2 separate regions of the Homo sapiens genome follow, and region 1 is linked to region 2. Evidence: chromatin loops called from intact Hi-C (ENCODE). Cell type or tissue: GM12878. All regions are shown on one strand. Links, peaks and the distances in the headings refer to the core of each region. The heading gives the core; the rest is flanking DNA.

Region 1 (8,346 bases), core at 252-8,251, 210 kb before region 2:
AAATGAAGGATTTTCTAAAATTATCTTTTCAGTTCAATAAAAATCTATATATAAAATTATTGAATAGATAATAAATTAGAGCTTTCATACATTCTCATAGAAACCCAAATCTTTCTTCAAACTAAATTCTTTTAGATGCCTGACATAACAGAATTAGTCTAAATAAATCACTATTCCTGTTTTCTGACTCCTCCCTTAGAAAGTAGTGGTCTCCTACTGTGATTTTTTTTTTTTTTTTTTGAAATGGAGTCTCGCTCTGTCACCCAGGCTGGAGTGCAATGGTGCAATCTCGGCTCACTGCAACCCCCACCTCCGGGCTCAAGCCATTCTTCTGCCTCGGCCTCTCGAGTAGCCGGGACTACAGGCATGCGCCACCACACCAGCTAATTTTTGTATTTTTAGTAGAGACAGGGTTTCACCATATTGGCCAGACTGGTTTCAAACTCCTGACCTCAAGTGATTCGCCCATCTCAGCCTCCCAAAGTGCTGGGATTACAGGCATGAGCCACTGCCTCCAGCCCTCTGATACTTTAAAATCTTTTATTATCTCAAATACACATGCACTACCTTTCCCACCATTCTTATGAGCATGTAATTATGGAATGCTACTCAAGAATCACAAGCAATTATTGATAGCAAAATTATGAAACAATTTTTAAAACAACAACAATTGAGCTACCTCATGTCACCACTCTGCCATACTGCCTCCCATTAAAGTAAATTAAGCAAAACAAAATAATTTGCTGGTTCAATACAATCCAAAGCCATGATCTGGGGATCTGGGGAGTATCTGGTATTTTAGAATCTTTGCATTACCCAACCATGAGAGGTTTTTGGGTTTTTCTGGTAAGATTTCCTGAAATCATGGAATATCATTTATCACGCACTGTAATTTCCTTTAGCCGGATTTCATTAGAGTCTTAAAGAATGATAGGTTCTGCATGCATATTTTGTCATTTCTATATGGATGAGGGTCACTCTGTTTCATGACCTTCTTCCATCTTTTGCCCTCACAACATGAGCTGTAGACTGCTTACAAACATGCATGCTGGTGAGAACAGCCATGTAATCCCATGAGCTGATAACAGAAAGGAAGCGAGTTGAAAAGAGAAGTGGTGTTTGATTTCCCTCAACTGCTGCAGAAAGTCTTTTAGGTTCCTTGTAATTGATTTAAGGACTTGGACATATGTCCTTTTTTATTATAACAAGTTATTATTTGATGGATTCTATCTGAGTCCTGTGCCGAGCTCCTTACACATGTTCAATCCTCACAACAACCTTTCAAGTGAAGGACTACTAATATTTGCCATTTTGCAAATGAGCAAATTAGGCTTACAAAGCTTCATTAATCTGCTCAGATCACATAAGTAAGTGAGAGTCAGTTTATCTGATTCTAGAGCTCAAGCTCTTAAAAACTTTACTATACTGCCTGGGTAGAGAACCCACAAACGATGAGGTGAAAACAAAACAAAAACCAGAAATCATGATCTAGCCATGTGCAAAATAAATATTTGTTGAAGTTTTTATAAAAAACAGCAAACATTTTGAAGCTATTTCGAGGTAGCACAAGACAAGAACTGTTATTTCTCTTTGCAGGACTATATAGGGCCCATATGATAGCTGTAGATGGAAATGACCAGATATTACATCATCCAAAGTTGCTTTGCTTTATGCAAACAGCCCCGTAAAGAAAGGGACCACCATTATACAAACCCATCTCTTATAGGCCACTGCAGATTAGATTGGACTGAGGGTACATTTTCATCTTGTCCTATTCTGACATAGCAGTCCATCACTGACTTAATTAATATCACTGACTTTAAAAAAAAAAAAAACCCAAATCTGGAAATATTTAGAGGGAAAGAGAGCTTTTATTCTTGAAAAGCCTGTTTCTTCTCTTCTTTATTAAAGGTGGCATTAAAATCAGCTTAAGCCTGGGTGTGGTGGCTCATGCCTGTAATCCCAGCACTTTGGGAGGCCAAGGCAGGGGGACTGCTTGAGGCCAAGAGTTTGAGACTAGCCTGATCAACATAGTGAGACCCTGTCTCTACAAAAAATTAAAACAAACAAATCCCACTCAACATGAGAGGGGGTGGAACTTGGTAGCACTGGCACTCAGTATAATTCATTCCCGCTCAGTGCTGCACTAATTACTTACTACCCGTACACAGAATAAGGCAAAACCCAAGGTAGTGTCTATTTCCCCTCTAATTTTAAGTAAGACTGAAAGACATGGTCAGAAATGCCATTGGCTTGAATCCTATACTATCTTTAATCAAATGTCAGCATTCCATTTTTCTAAATGCGCAGTCAATGTTTTTAGTATCAATAAGCAAGTTTCCCACTCTATGAATGAGGTAGAGGAAGCCTTTATCTAGGTGGGGGTGGGGCAACAAAAATGCCTAGGCTCCTTCAATAGCAATCTGAATCCCCTAAAGTGAAAGTACTTGCTATTTGTCTTTAGCAAATAAAACAAACAGCAATCTTTTGATCTTTAGGAAGCCCTTTCTTGTTAAGGTAACATTCTGTCTGACTTTTATGTTTCAGCATTCATTGTATATTTAATTATTTTAAAAAGTTTTGTTTTAAACTATTAAACTTTTTCAGCATTTAAGATAAACATGGACATGCTTTGTTAAAGACCAAAAATAAGTTTCACACGAAACTGCAAAGTGTAGCAAAGATAATACCACATGAGGTCGGTATGTTCCAAAACATGATTCTCAGGGGACCCCCCTCTGAACACACTGCTTCATTAGAATTCTTGTTCTGAAAAGCTTCAGGAAGCCCCTGACTCTAACCCACCCTTTCCTGAAACTGGTGAAAGTATGAAAAAAAAAAAAAAAAAAGGAATTAACAGTAAAGTGGAAAAAGAAGCAGAATCTCAAATCAAGGAGGCGTGTTTTGTCTGTATTCAGACTGCTACTATTTTCAAAAATATATTGATGCTAACCTTGTCATAGCTTAATTAATTAATTTATTTATTTATTTATTTTGAGACAAGGTCTCACTCTGTTGTCCAAGCTGTAGTGCAGTGGTACAATCATGGCTTACTGCAACCTTGAATTCCTAGGCTCAAGTGATCCTCCCGCCTCAGCCTCCCAAGTAGCTGGGAATATAGGCATGTGCCTCCACACCCGGCTCATTTTTTTTTTTTTTTGTATTTTTTGTAAAGACATGATTTTGCCATGTTGCCCAGGCTGGTCTTGAACCCCTGGGCTCAAGCGACCCTCCTGCCTTAGCCTCCCAAAGTGTTGGGATTACAGGCGTGAGCCACCGTGCCCGGCCTAATTTTGTAATAGCTTTCAAACAGGAGCACACTGGGATAACAATTAGAAAAAATAAATAAATTTACATGTCTCCATGGGAATGCTATCAAACAACTGTTTTTAATATGAATTGAGAAAAATGAGTAGATCCTGTTTTTATATTGAAAATATCATCTCATTTCAGACTATTGAACTTTGGTTGTGATCTTTTATAAATACGGGTTTCCTTTTGGAAACATCAAAATAAAGATAGAAACGGGTTTCCCTTGGTGATTCATTTTTCAGGTGTATTCCTCAGATGCTCATTTGTTCTTCCGTTTTATTCTTTCTTTCTATTCTAGTACATTTCCTCTTTCTGCGGTTGGGAGAGTCACCTGCCCTGGTGGTTTTGAAATGCTCCTGCAGTTCTTGGAGCAGACAGTGGGTGGTGATAAGAAGCCATGCCTCCAAGCCAGCCATTCTTTCTGGAAGTTCCAGGTCAGAATCGTGAGTGGTCTGATGTAATGGGACAGGGGGCGAATGCTGCCTAGCAGAGAAAGACAGGCTGAAAATCAGAAAACGTGACTGTACTCCTCCCTCAGCTACCCACATTTATGACGAGGACCCAGCTTCTTTACTTTCTAATGGAAAACAGTTCTACCGCAGTTCAGCAATACCACCCCAATTGGAGGAATCAAATCTTTAGACCCAGTGCCAAAAGATTTGACCTACTCAATGCCTATGACGTTACAACTCCTATCATGGCAGTGTTGTCTGCTAAAACTAAACGAAAATGCACGTATGTGAATTCAACAAAATTCAAACAGTGGTTTTAAAAAGTATAGAATTACAAGAGTCCTTTTACAGATTCAATTCTAGCCTTAGATTCCTGCAAGGAAATATTTTCCAAAGGGAATAAAGAAATAGAAACGTTTTCTAGGTTTTCTTTAAGAGAACACTTAGAAAATGGATTACCCAAATATGTAAATGGAGCTATAACTATGGCATTTAACCCAGAGTGCAATGTGATAAGCCATCAGAAAGGAATGCAATCTGGGTTCACTGGAATGATGTGAGGTTTATTAGTTATCCTTTCCCAGGACCAAAAATTAGCAATTGGTTTGGCCTAAATGAAATTGTTGCTATTTGAACAGGATTGTGGGAATAAGAAAAACCTTAGAAAGCTACAAATTTCATCACCTCATGGTTCTGACATTGGGCCATTGCACAGTCTGTGAAAAGTAGCAGTAAAAGCAAATGAATTCAAAGCTAAATCTTAAAAAAAAAACACCAAGTAGAATTATATAATCTTGGAATTAGAGATCCTGTGCTCTGACCTCTCTCCAAAAGCAAAAATCCCTAGAAGAACTTCTCTAAAAGATGACCTTCTAGGCATTTTCTGAAACACTTTGAGTAAAGAAGTTCTAACGACTTTTTAGAATACTTCGTTCCATTCTTGAACTCTCAATTTCAGCATTTTTAAAAACTACGGTACAGACCCTGAGATATATAGAATTATTCTTGGAGGTACAAGAGTTTCATACAAGATCTAGAAATAGTTGTCTTTTCATGTGGACAATAATCTAAAAAGAACTAATACATAAGAACTTTATGGTGACCACTTTCTTAAAAATTAGTAGACTTCTTCTTTTCCTGAGCGGTTTTAGGTTTACAGAGACATTGAACAAAAAGCACAGAGAATTCTCATATACCCCCTGGCCCTCCATCCCTAATTTCCTCTCCCCCACACTTTTTTTTTTCCTTTTTAGACATGAGGTCTTAACACGTTGCCTAGGCTGGAGTGCAGTGGCAGTTCACACTCCAGCCTCAAATTCCTGGGCTTAAGCAATCCTCCTGCCTCAGCCTCCTGAGTAACTAGGACTACAGGTGCACGCTACTATGCCTGGCTTCCAATTTCTTCTACTTTTAGCATCTGACATTAGTGTTGTACATTTGTCACAATTGGTGAGCCAAAATTGATACAACATCATTAACTAAAGTTCAGCCTTCCCATTAGGGTTCACCCTGATTGTATTTTCTATGAGTTTTGGCGAATGTAGTAATCACTTTTTATCTGAGGGCTACCAGAAGGTATCTTTCAGTGCTCATTTTTGTTTATGTGTTAGGAGAGTAGATCCACTTTAATTGGGAGTGAATTAAAAAAGAACAGAATTGGTCCTAATAGGTAACCATGATGTCAATTTTAGTGAAGGAAAGTAACCTTATAGCATACTTCATAAATGAAGATTTCTCTATGGTTCAGAAAAAGAAATGTGTTTGGTTTGTGTTATCACAATTCACACGGCGGTCTACAACTGCCCAAGGCAAAAGCCATCGATACCATATTCATGCTCTGAATGACGATTTTGCTTCAGCAAAACATCATCTCTCCCATTAAAAGAAGGTTGTTTATTTAAATATTGTTGACATTGTAGCTTTGCTTGTCTTTAATGTATACATTTATACATTCAGTTTACAAACTTAATTTGTAAATGTGTATAACTGTAAGCATAAGAACTTTATACCTAGTTGTATGTTTGTCCATAACTAAGAACTGTTATAGAAAAACAATTCGTAAACCCTGGAAATTTGCGAGAATTTTTTCTATTAGGGAGTCTGTACATGACTCAGGTTTAAGAAACAGTGTCCTAAGCGTTAGACAGTTTTCCCCCTATTTGGGGTACAATACTGCCTCCCTGTAATTTGCACACACTTATCCTGGCTCTGCCCTCTGAAATCTAATCCTTCTTCTATACAAAGCCCTCTAAAGAGTATTTGAATGTAACAATTGCTCAGTTTGGAGCTTTCTCTTTTACATTTTAAAGGGATGAAACAGATTAATATAGGTTGAATTATGTATAATTTTCTGGAGACTGGTTATAACCCTTCCTTCCTCCTTTTCCACTAATTGTTACACACCAGGGTATTGAGAGCTGAGGGTAAGGTTTGCTTCTCTAACTTACCAACCCACCCCAAAACGGAAACAAGGTCAGCCTGGCCTGATTTGCACTTAGTGAATTCACGTTGACTCTTCAGTCTTCTTGGATTTCTTTTCTGAACGTCCACAGTCATGTTCAGGAGAGGTTGAGCTGAAGAGTTTATAGTTTCTGTAATACAGCCCTCTCCCATTTGAAACCTGGGAGAATGTTTTCCTATAAGCAGTGTTCTGGAAACTGTCATCCTGTATGATTTCTCAAAGAGAACTGAGGGTGCGTTCTCGAGTAAATCCTCAGGGATTTTGTTCCAAGTACTATAGCTGGGGTTACTAGGGCCTCAGGTGAAACTGTATATATGAAATATGTATTTATATGTAAATGTATATATGTAAATATATGTATAGATTTATATAAATGTATATATAAATATATGTATATATGCAAATATATGTATATATTTATATAAATGTAAATATAAATGTACATATATTTATACAAATGTATATATAAATGTATGTATATTTATATAAATGCATATATAAATGTATGTATATTTATATAATGTATATGTAAATATATGTGCGTATTTATATAAATGTATATGTAAATATATGTGCGTATTTATATAAATGTATATGTAAATACATGTGCATATTTATATAAATGTATATGTAAATACATGTGCATATTTATATAAATGTATATATAAATATATGTGTATATTTATATAAATGTATATATGTGTATATTTATATAAATGTATATATAAATGTGTATATATAAATGTATATATAAATATGTGTATTTATATATACACATATATTTATACAAATATATACATATATTTATATATAAACACATGAAATATATATTGTTTGTTTATTTGTTTACTTGTTTGTTTACAAGCTACTTACTCTACGGTAGTGGTGCTGGCTGGTACTCTATGAGTGGTGCTGGCTGGGGAGGACTGTGTCCCTAATAACAAAAAGGGCGTGGTGGCTCGTGCCTGTAATCCAGCTACTCAGGAGGCTGAGGCGGGAGGATCCCGTGAGGCCAGGAGGTCAAGGCCAAGTGTGAGGAACCTAACGACCCAGTCTCTAATAAATACATAAATAAAAATAACAGAGTTAAGGAGTCCTTGCCTGGAATCTCTGATGCTCCAGTTGAGGATGCAGCTTTCAGAGTTGAGGCCAAAGTATGTGACAGCTAAAGGTCCCGTGGAATTGGGAGAGGGGTGAGCTGATCACTAAAACAGAAAATAAAAATGCTCTGTCAAGAGAACCCGTATTTCTAGCCTGGAAGTTTACAGTGTGTGTTAGGCCCAAAAATAAGGATCAAAGGTAAAGACTAAAGAAACGAAAGTCAGTGACTTGAAGAGTTGAGAGCAGGTTGGGGTGAGGTTTGAGGAAATGTTTCTTCAAGTAAGAAGCTAGGGACTGAGTACGTGGAAGGAAAACCTGTCCTGGAGCACCGTTTAATATGGGGCACCCGGCAGAGGGTGAAGGGTGTATGGGGGGCGTATGCATGTGTGCGTGCACAACACAGAGTGGAAATGGAGGGAAAGCAATTTGCACATAAACTAACACTATACAATCTAGCCTTAAAAGAGGAGGAAAGGCCGGGTGCGATGGCTCACGCCTATAATCCCAGCACTTGGGAGGCCAAGGCAGGTGGATCACCTGAGGTCAGAAGTTCGAGACCAGCCTGGCCCACATGGTGAAACCCTGTCTCTACTAAAAATGCAGAAAATTTAGCCAGGCATGGTGGTGGGCGCCTGCAGTCCCAGCTGCTCGCAAGGCTGAGGCAGGATAATTGCTTGAACCCAGGTGGTGGAGGTTGTGGTGAGCCGAGATCATGCCATTGCACTCCAGCCTGGGCAACAAGAGCGAAACTCTGTCTCAAAAAAAAAAAAAAAAAGAAAAGAAAAAAGAAAAAACCATTCTTACCTGCTACCTTTTCAGTAGTGTGACTTTGACTAATGTTTAGAATGAACGATGAGGCCCTTAAGGGGCAACTAGTAATTTTGATCATCCAAAGCCAGGAGGTCATTCCTGCTGCTCATGAGTAAGGCTATGTGAAAAAGCCAATGTCTCCCAAGGCCAGCCTTTGCTAATGCAGGGATAATGCTTAGATATGCTTTGGGTTACATGAAGACAAGCCTG
Region 2 (8,346 bases), core at 67-8,066:
GTCGTTCAGATTGCCCAATTACAAAGTCAATTTATGATTAAATTATGTATGAAAGATTAATGCATCAGCCTCAAGCTAGTGTTGTTTTTCATCGACATTTCTCGCCATGGAAATGGAATAACTTAGCAACAAAAACGTGTAACGAGTGCCCTGTAGGGACACATTAAGGACTTATCAGTCATAAACTATTCTCTAGGAGAGGTATTGTTTCATTTAAATAAAAATGCTATGGCTTGTAGCAATATTTTCTGGGTTTTAATAGAAATCAAATATTCTCCGTAAGTGCCAAGAGGGAAGAAACTTTTATCCTGCTAGCATTGCTGCTGTAAGTAAGAGTATCTACAACACATCTATTAAATGCTAATAATCTTCTAAAACAGCACTGTCCAGCAGAACTTTCTGTGATGGAAATATCCCGTATTTGTGCTCCAGTACTGTGCCACTAGCCACATATGGCAGATGAGCACTTGAAATGTGACTAGTGTGACTGAGGAAATGAATTTTTGATTTCATTTAATTTTAATAGCCACACGTGGCTGGTGGCTGCAGTACTGGGCGAAGCAATTCTAAAACACAGGATGAGTTCTTTCCCAAGTCAGAAGCAATACCAGTGTTACTCAGCTTGGCAAAGGAAGTAGTACCTGTATAAATAGAGCTGCAGAAAGCTCCCTCAGTCTGTTACGTTAGGGGACTAGTTCTCTGACTTTTGATAGTGGCAATTGACTTTTCTCTCTGGTTATTGCTGAGAATGAAGAAAATGGCCTCAACATGTGTCTGTCTGTTCCAATGGGGAAGTAAAAGGACAGGTGGGTAGAAGTGTATTAAACGTGGCACAGAGGAGAACTAAGCTCAAGATCCAAAAATCAGTTCTGGACAGCTCCCAAAGACATTTTTCCATGCTCCTCCCCTCCGCCCCCTATGACTATGGGGAAGGATTGAGAGGTGGAAATAACTTATTAGTTATAAAATATAGTGCTTAAAAAAAAAAGGAGACGGCAATGTGATCTTGTCTTCTCAAAACAGTGAGCAGGACTGTCATTGTGGCCAGGTCAGATTGCAGAGCCTAAGGCTAATTCTTGATCTTCTCTGAGACAAACCTGGGACAGCACCTTCCAAGTCTTGGTTAAAGATCCATTTACTGTGATTTAGCTGACATGGGCAAGCACTGTTCAAATAGTGAAATAATGAAACTATAGCATTATTCCACCTTAGTAAGTACAGCCAAGACTCATTATATTTTCCTTCATATCTCGTAGGGACAAAAAAGGAAACTCACATGGTGATTTGGTGAGAGAAGCACTGTCATTAAGCCAGACACTAACTAAGGCTTATGATTGTCCACGTTTGTGTGCGATATCTATGCCTAGGGAACAGGTTACTGTGTAGAGAGGTGTGTGTGCCAGAGGAAGGACACTAGATTTATGCTCAAACAACTTCAGTTCCTAGCCAACTTGGGCCAGGGTATCACTTCCTTCAGTTTTTTCATCACTAAAAGGGCAGTCAGCCTGCCAATCTCATTAGGTTGTTGGGACAAACAATTGAGATAGTATATGTGAAAGTGTATTTGAAGAAAATTAAGTGCTAAATAAATCCTGCTATGCTACATATTTGAAGCACCTCTAGACACAGATGTAGTTTCCAAACATTACGCTCTAGGTGGATTTGACATGATTCTTAGTATAAAACAGAAGCTGTTGTCGAACTAATGATCTAAGAAATGTTAAAATCCTATATAACTTTAAGCATGAACACTCACTCCTTCTACATTTGTTATACATTTTCTTTCTAGAAAAATAAGAGAGCTTCCGTAAGGCGACGAATTGACCAAAGCAATTCCCATGCCAACATATTCTACAGTGTTCTTACTATTGACAAAATGCAGAACAAAGACAAAGGACTTTATACTTGTCGTGTAAGGAGTGGACCATCATTCAAATCTGTTAACACCTCAGTGCATATATATGGTAAGCATAGTTCAGCGTTGCCAACTCATGCTATGCTTTCTAATCATTGTAGATGTCTGTGTTCTCTAAATAAGTCAGTTTTCTGTTGGCCAAGAGTTACATTATCATGAATGAATACAGCTTGGCCATGGTTCCCTCCTCCCCCTGTCAAAAAGCAAACCACATTAAGTACTCTTTACATTTAATACTTTTGAATTGAACAGAGAGTCCTTTCTTTAGATGCTTATTATGGCTAATAATTCGGTTAGAACCTAATATATTTATGAAATTCTTAGTGTTCTGTATAAACAAAACAGAAAAAGATGATGAGTTTTATCTTTATTATCTAAGAAAAATTTCTCAGGTACTACCATGAATTAGAGAAATAAAAATATGGTATGCTAAATCATTTAGAATTAATGCTATTTTATTCCTGCTTTTACTCTCAAGGAATCCTAATGCTGTTGCTTAATTTCAGTATGCAAATTCTATAAAGAAAATGCTTAAAGACCTTATTTCCATTGCTGAAAAGGAAACAGTGTGGAGGGCAGAAACTATGGAACAATTCTATCAGTAGCCTTTATTTCCTTTTGTCTTTCTCCAGTTGATTTTTGATATCAAATTGGTTGTTTTAGGGTGTACAGAGCAACTTTTTCTCACCTTGCTTATAGTGGCCAGGTAGATTTTTAGAAATATCTTCCCACTTCTTTGTTATTGTGATAGAGATATTTAAGGTGTTTCACTTTCTGTTGCTCTGCCACTGTTTTATGTGGCTAGGACGTGATACCATTTGATTTGAAAGGCGTTCACCAATTACAGTGCTTTTAAAGTATCCTATTCATGATCAACATTTGGGCTCATTGATAGGCTCTATCATAATTCAGCTCTGTTTATTTACTCATTGATTACACCCTCCCTGAATGAGGCCCTAAGGTTTTGTTTATGGAAATTATTCTTTTCTAATGTATGTATCACTTCTCCTTTCAAAGATAAAGCATTCATCACTGTGAAACATCGAAAACAGCAGGTGCTTGAAACCGTAGCTGGCAAGCGGTCTTACCGGCTCTCTATGAAAGTGAAGGCATTTCCCTCGCCGGAAGTTGTATGGTAGGACCATCCTTATTTCCATAACAGTTTAAGACATACTTTGTAAGTGGGAAGCTGCAAGAGCCTAATGACTCGAATTCCTGACAAAATACCAAGAGACGTTCCTCAGACAGCCCCAGAGAGCTCAGAACTCTGTAGATTCTTGGGTGGTGGAGGTGAGAAGGGCTGGGGAAAAGGAAATAATGTAGCAAGGTAAGCGAGAGATGAGGTTTGTTTGAGTGCTCGCTTCAGTCTAGTCTCTTACTGTGGCTAACTTTCTGCATCTCTAAACCTTCCTATGATGTCAACATTCTTTGAATGGGATGTGTTGAGCAATGACTAGGAAGCATTTTGAATATGTAACATGCTCTATTAACCCTGAAGAAGTGGGCTCTTGTAATGAGAATGCTGAAAATAATTCTTTTATATACAGCTGGGTTGAAAGTTCCAGTCCTGTTTTAAAATTAAACAAACATTAATAGAGACAAGACTTACTCATTTGAAGAGGGGGACGATGGGGCCTATTTGAACTAATTAAGTTTTTTTTGGCTAGAAAGATACATATTCAAAACCTCCTTCAGCAGTTGTTTTTTAAAACACTGGTACAACACCTGATGTAAAACAATGTAATCTGTTTATGATCTGCAATCATTTTACAAAATTACTGTTAAATGCCAATATCTTTGGCTCAAGTCATTACATTTTAAACAAAGGGTATAGTACAAAACTGATTAGCAAAACAATCCATACAATAGGGATGTGGCGCCATTTTAGAATCTCCCTAACCAGAGCTGATTTGGCTTTCAATGTCATATGAGGGCAGTGTTTGTTTGCAGTTCCCTCAAATACTTAATAGGGAATTAAAGAGAAAATTTTAACTTTGTGCTATGTCTTCATGCCATTGCAGTAGAAAAATGATCTTTTTTGCTTCAGAATATCAAAAACGTTTAGTAGTAAATTTTTAGGTTTAATAGTAAATTGAATAGTAATCTGATGACTCCAGGAGGTACATTCACTCTTCCAGTGTCTGAGGGCACGCTCATCTGTTAGTGTTGATTTCTTCAGTAACTAAGTAGCAAGGGCATTAAAAAAAAATTCAATCCACCGTCAAAAATGCTGACTTGTTGTAGGAAATAATTTAAAGTAATACCAAGACAATATTTGTAATCACAAAGTGTAGCATCCTCATTTTAATTACTTTGGATCTGAGACACACTAGTAATGGGAATTTGTTTGTAGGACTTTATAATCATGCATGATAATGAACTAAGTTCCCAATATTAAACCTTTATACAGAACACAAGAAACTCCTAATGGATTAAAACTGCCTATTTAAAGAACCATGCATTTTAATGAAATCATAGAATTTTAGAGTTATAAGGAAACTTTGAGAACCTCTAGAAAATTTGAGAAAATTGGAGCCCAAACTGGTTAGTCACATTTGCAGCAGCCTGCAGTGAGTAGCAGAGCCAGGTCAAGCACCCAAGCCTCTGACTCTCAGTTCTGTGTGCAACAGAGTGATATCAATGCATCGATTCAGTATTTAATACGTTTTTAAAATTTCTTTAAGTTTATGCTTTCTGTTTTTTTTTTTTCTGTGCCTTAACTGTTCTTCCTCAGAGGAAAAATCTTGATAGTCTTGATTTCACTCTAGTTTATGAAAGGGACAACTGGTGTGACCATTTATAAAACTAATAAGAACTCCACATGAGACCACAATAGAAAAGTCTATTTTTATTTTTATCTGGAGAAGTGATCTACTTGATCTGACTTACAATGGCCCTTATACTGCTGATGGAGCCTCGTGGAAAACTCTGAAAAACATCTCGGATGGAATCAGAGCCCCTGCTTCTGGGTTAATACTTAAGTCACAGTGGCCACCAGTATGCCTGTGGGCACACTAAGCTACTGCTTTTCTATCTTCGCTCGCTTTATTTCTTCTTCCTTGCCAATAAATATGAAGTGTTACCCAGTCTAAAAATCATATCTGCCTTTACTCAAAAGTTAATGCCTACATTTTAAAAATCAACACTGATGATCAAAGGTTTGAAATTGGTCAACTTGAGCTCAAAAACTTCAATGACCGTGTTATCAAAGTGATATTGAGAGGCCGTGTGAAATGACTTACTGATCATGTTTTTAACCACAGGTTAAAAGATGGGTTACCTGCGACTGAGAAATCTGCTCGCTATTTGACTCGTGGCTACTCGTTAATTATCAAGGACGTAACTGAAGAGGATGCAGGGAATTATACAATCTTGCTGAGCATAAAACAGTCAAATGTGTTTAAAAACCTCACTGCCACTCTAATTGTCAATGGTAAGTTTGCTGTTCATACTTTCTTCTGGTTCTGGTAGGCAACAAATTAGTGAACATTTATGAATTCAAAAATCAGCGTAACAACATCAAAGATAGCAAAATTTCAAATAATCATTTGAAAAAACACTTAACGTTAAGTTCCCATCTTAACAATCTCGTGTTTGTTTGTTGTATTCCATAGGCGGCATGATCTTTTATCACTGTAATCACAATGTACATACCATGGAATCAAATTATTAATAATCTCAAAACCCTGCTACTACTTTTAAAAATCTGCATTTTCTTGACAAATAGGAGGGTTTATTTGTTTTTTTGTTTCTTGTTTGTTTCCCTGACATCAAAGCCAGTGAGAATGTGGTCCTTCATGTGTGGCCCAGGAGAAAGTCATTAGAACTGCTCTTGACTTCTGTCCCGTTCTTCATCTCCTTTCCAGTGAAACCCCAGATTTACGAAAAGGCCGTGTCATCGTTTCCAGACCCGGCTCTCTACCCACTGGGCAGCAGACAAATCCTGACTTGTACCGCATATGGTATCCCTCAACCTACAATCAAGTGGTTCTGGCACCCCTGTAACCATAATCATTCCGAAGCAAGGTAGGGACAGTCAGTTTTTTTACTAACTTTCAAATACTTTTTGACACCTGGAATTAAGATTTTTTAATGGACGCAGATGGGAATCTGCATGTGGGATGTACTGTATATTTGAGGCAAAGGCTCTCCCTGCCTTGGAAAAAGGTGGGCAACAGCTACTCTTCTTTCTTACTGAATATACCCTATCACTGGCTAACAATTTCATAATTTTTCTCTCTAGTTTACAGTTTTAGAAGCACAAGCACAAAACTAAGGTCCTCCCATGAGCTGTGACATGAGCTCAGGTTGGAACTCTGGTCTCCTGTTTCTCAACTGAAGATCCCTAGACTTTGGCAATACCACTATGTCAGTTGCATTAGCATTCCCATTTTTCATTTTGTATTCTTTGGTTATGATCCAAGTTCTTCCCAACACCAGTGATCACTATGTTTCCTACTTTTGGGCTTTGCTCTTCCATCTGTCTGAAATGCACCTCCACCCATTGCCTGCCTCCTAAGAGGGCTTTATTTATCAAACCCCATGGCTCAGCTCTTACGTCACCTTCTCTGTGAACTCTCCTCACTGCCTCATTCAGAATCACTTCTTCCCCCTCAGTATGAACAGCACTTTGTTCACGCCCTTGTTACATCACTCGATGCGCAAAGGTTTGTCTCTCTCTAAGCTAAGAGCTGATTGAGAGCACCCTTGTGTCTTTAGGCTGGGCCAAGGCTGGCACACAGTAGATACTTAGTGTATATTTGCTAAATGAATACATCCCTACCCTCTGCTAATTGTGCAGCATTTCCTTGCATCCTGTTGATGACTGAGCCTTGTTTGCTTTTTCCTCTTTTTGTTTAGTCTAGAGGGATGATACTAAGGATAGTTTATGGGAGCTAATTTGAAGAACAGGAATAGACTTGATAGGTGCAACAATAAGATATTATTGAAACTGCCCAAGGATTATCATTATGCCAAACTATTTTCCTTATTACTTTTAACTCCACTTGCAGAGTGTTCAGGAGGATTGTTATTCAAAAAAAAAAAAAAAAAAAGATTGACAGGAAAAGTAAACAAAGCATAATCCTAACATAAACAGATAGAAGTGGCTATTTGATTTTCTAGATTCTTCCCACAATTCCAACTCGTTTTGCTTAGGGTGTATTACTCTCAGAGTGGAAAGTTACTGGTGAGCTATGGAATTCCTGGGAAGTAGCTGTTTTCCACACATCTGATTTCTCATTTGACTGTCATTTTCTAAGAATAGAAATAGAGAAGACTTACAAATCTTAAATATCTTCTTTACCACTGTGAATGTTTAACACATAAGACAGTGAGATCTACTGAAATTCTATACTATTTTGCAAATTTGGGGTATGCATCAATATTTATCGACCCATCCGTTTAGGGTCTTGACATATGTGCCAACCTAACATGCAAATAAATAAAAAAAAAACTAAATAATTGAAGCTATTAGATTCGGATAAAAGTGTAGAGTTGAATTTTTCTGGAATAACAGAGCCTTTTCTAAATATATTTAAATTTTGTTTTGGCAATATTAAATCTAAAATTTCTATTCTATCTAGGATTAGAACTAGTAACTATGTTAGAAAATAACAATTATGGTGATAGAACATAATATTTATAAATTTGGGTTTAAGTGATGCTAATAAAATATGGTTTGGGGAATGAGGCCACCTCGAATGGAACTTTGTAAACATTAGCTTTCTTTCCAATTTCTTTGTGGTGTAAGGGATCTCTCTTCTGTGTGATGGAATAAGTTCGCCAAGGCCTGAAAACATGTCTTATTCCTTTCAGAATGGTCTCAAGACTCAGAGCATTACCTTAAATGTTTGTTGGCCATTTGAATTATTCTCTGTTCAAGGCATTTTTTTTCACTACTTACAAGACTGATCACAAATGGAAGTTTAAGGTTGCATATGCTTTATTTCTTTAATACGTTGCTGCTTGAAATTATCTGCCAAAAACGTACACATCTTTGATGTACAAGAATGACAGCTCGATGTACATTAGTCAGCAGGTACTAATTGAGTAGCCTACCTGTGTGAGGCCCAGATTTGGTGCTTGGTGGTTAAATCAGTACAGTTAACTTAGAGGTGTTTCAGAAATATATGTAGAAACTTTGTACACCAGAAAATAAACAGAACCACTCTTTCACCCTCTCAGAGAGATGAAGCTAAAATTTATAGATAAATGAAACCCTCTTTAATTACCAAAAGTTCTCAAATATGTCTTTATATAAACATATTTATATACACTTAGACTAACTTAGATTCAGTTGTAGACAGGAATTTTAGTAACACATGAGTAAGAAATGCTCCATTGCACTTATTTTGAGTTATATGGTAACATATTTGCATACTGGTGTCTATACATGATCATCAAAAGAGATTGGGTGACTAATATATGCA

The links. Hi-C counts contacts between places; a loop is a spot of excess contacts. Peaks named below come from ENCODE experiments on the same cell type or tissue, not always from the same donor. Only the 100,000 strongest peaks of a DNase experiment are listed, where the experiment ranks them.
Region 1: a loop joins it to region 2, with 5 times the contacts of the local background. A loop is called at or near these places in 2 of 110 quality-filtered maps.

Annotation. Positions count from the first base shown.
Region 1 is chr13:28,632,251-28,640,596 of GRCh38, reverse strand. No RefSeq gene overlaps it. Among named protein-coding and RNA genes, the nearest start is that of POMP, 23 kb to the left of the region's middle. In GM12878, for the core only: CTCF peaks have their summits at 2,694 and 3,692; DNase peaks (open chromatin) are centred at 2,696 and 3,676; H3K4me3 peaks cover 546 bases; H3K27ac peaks cover 295 bases.
Region 2 is chr13:28,424,754-28,433,099 of GRCh38, reverse strand. It overlaps FLT1 (fms related receptor tyrosine kinase 1), which reads left to right. Exons shown (of 30, transcript NM_002019.4): 7 at 1,790-1,964; 8 at 2,933-3,050; 9 at 5,179-5,348; 10 at 5,782-5,941. Among named protein-coding and RNA genes, the nearest start is that of FLT1, 66 kb to the left of the region's middle. RefSeq lists enhancers at 2,135-2,794, 2,814-3,213. In GM12878, for the core only: a CTCF peak has its summit at 3,837; a DNase peak (open chromatin) is centred at 3,009; H3K4me3 peaks cover 2,123 bases; H3K27ac peaks cover 2,309 bases.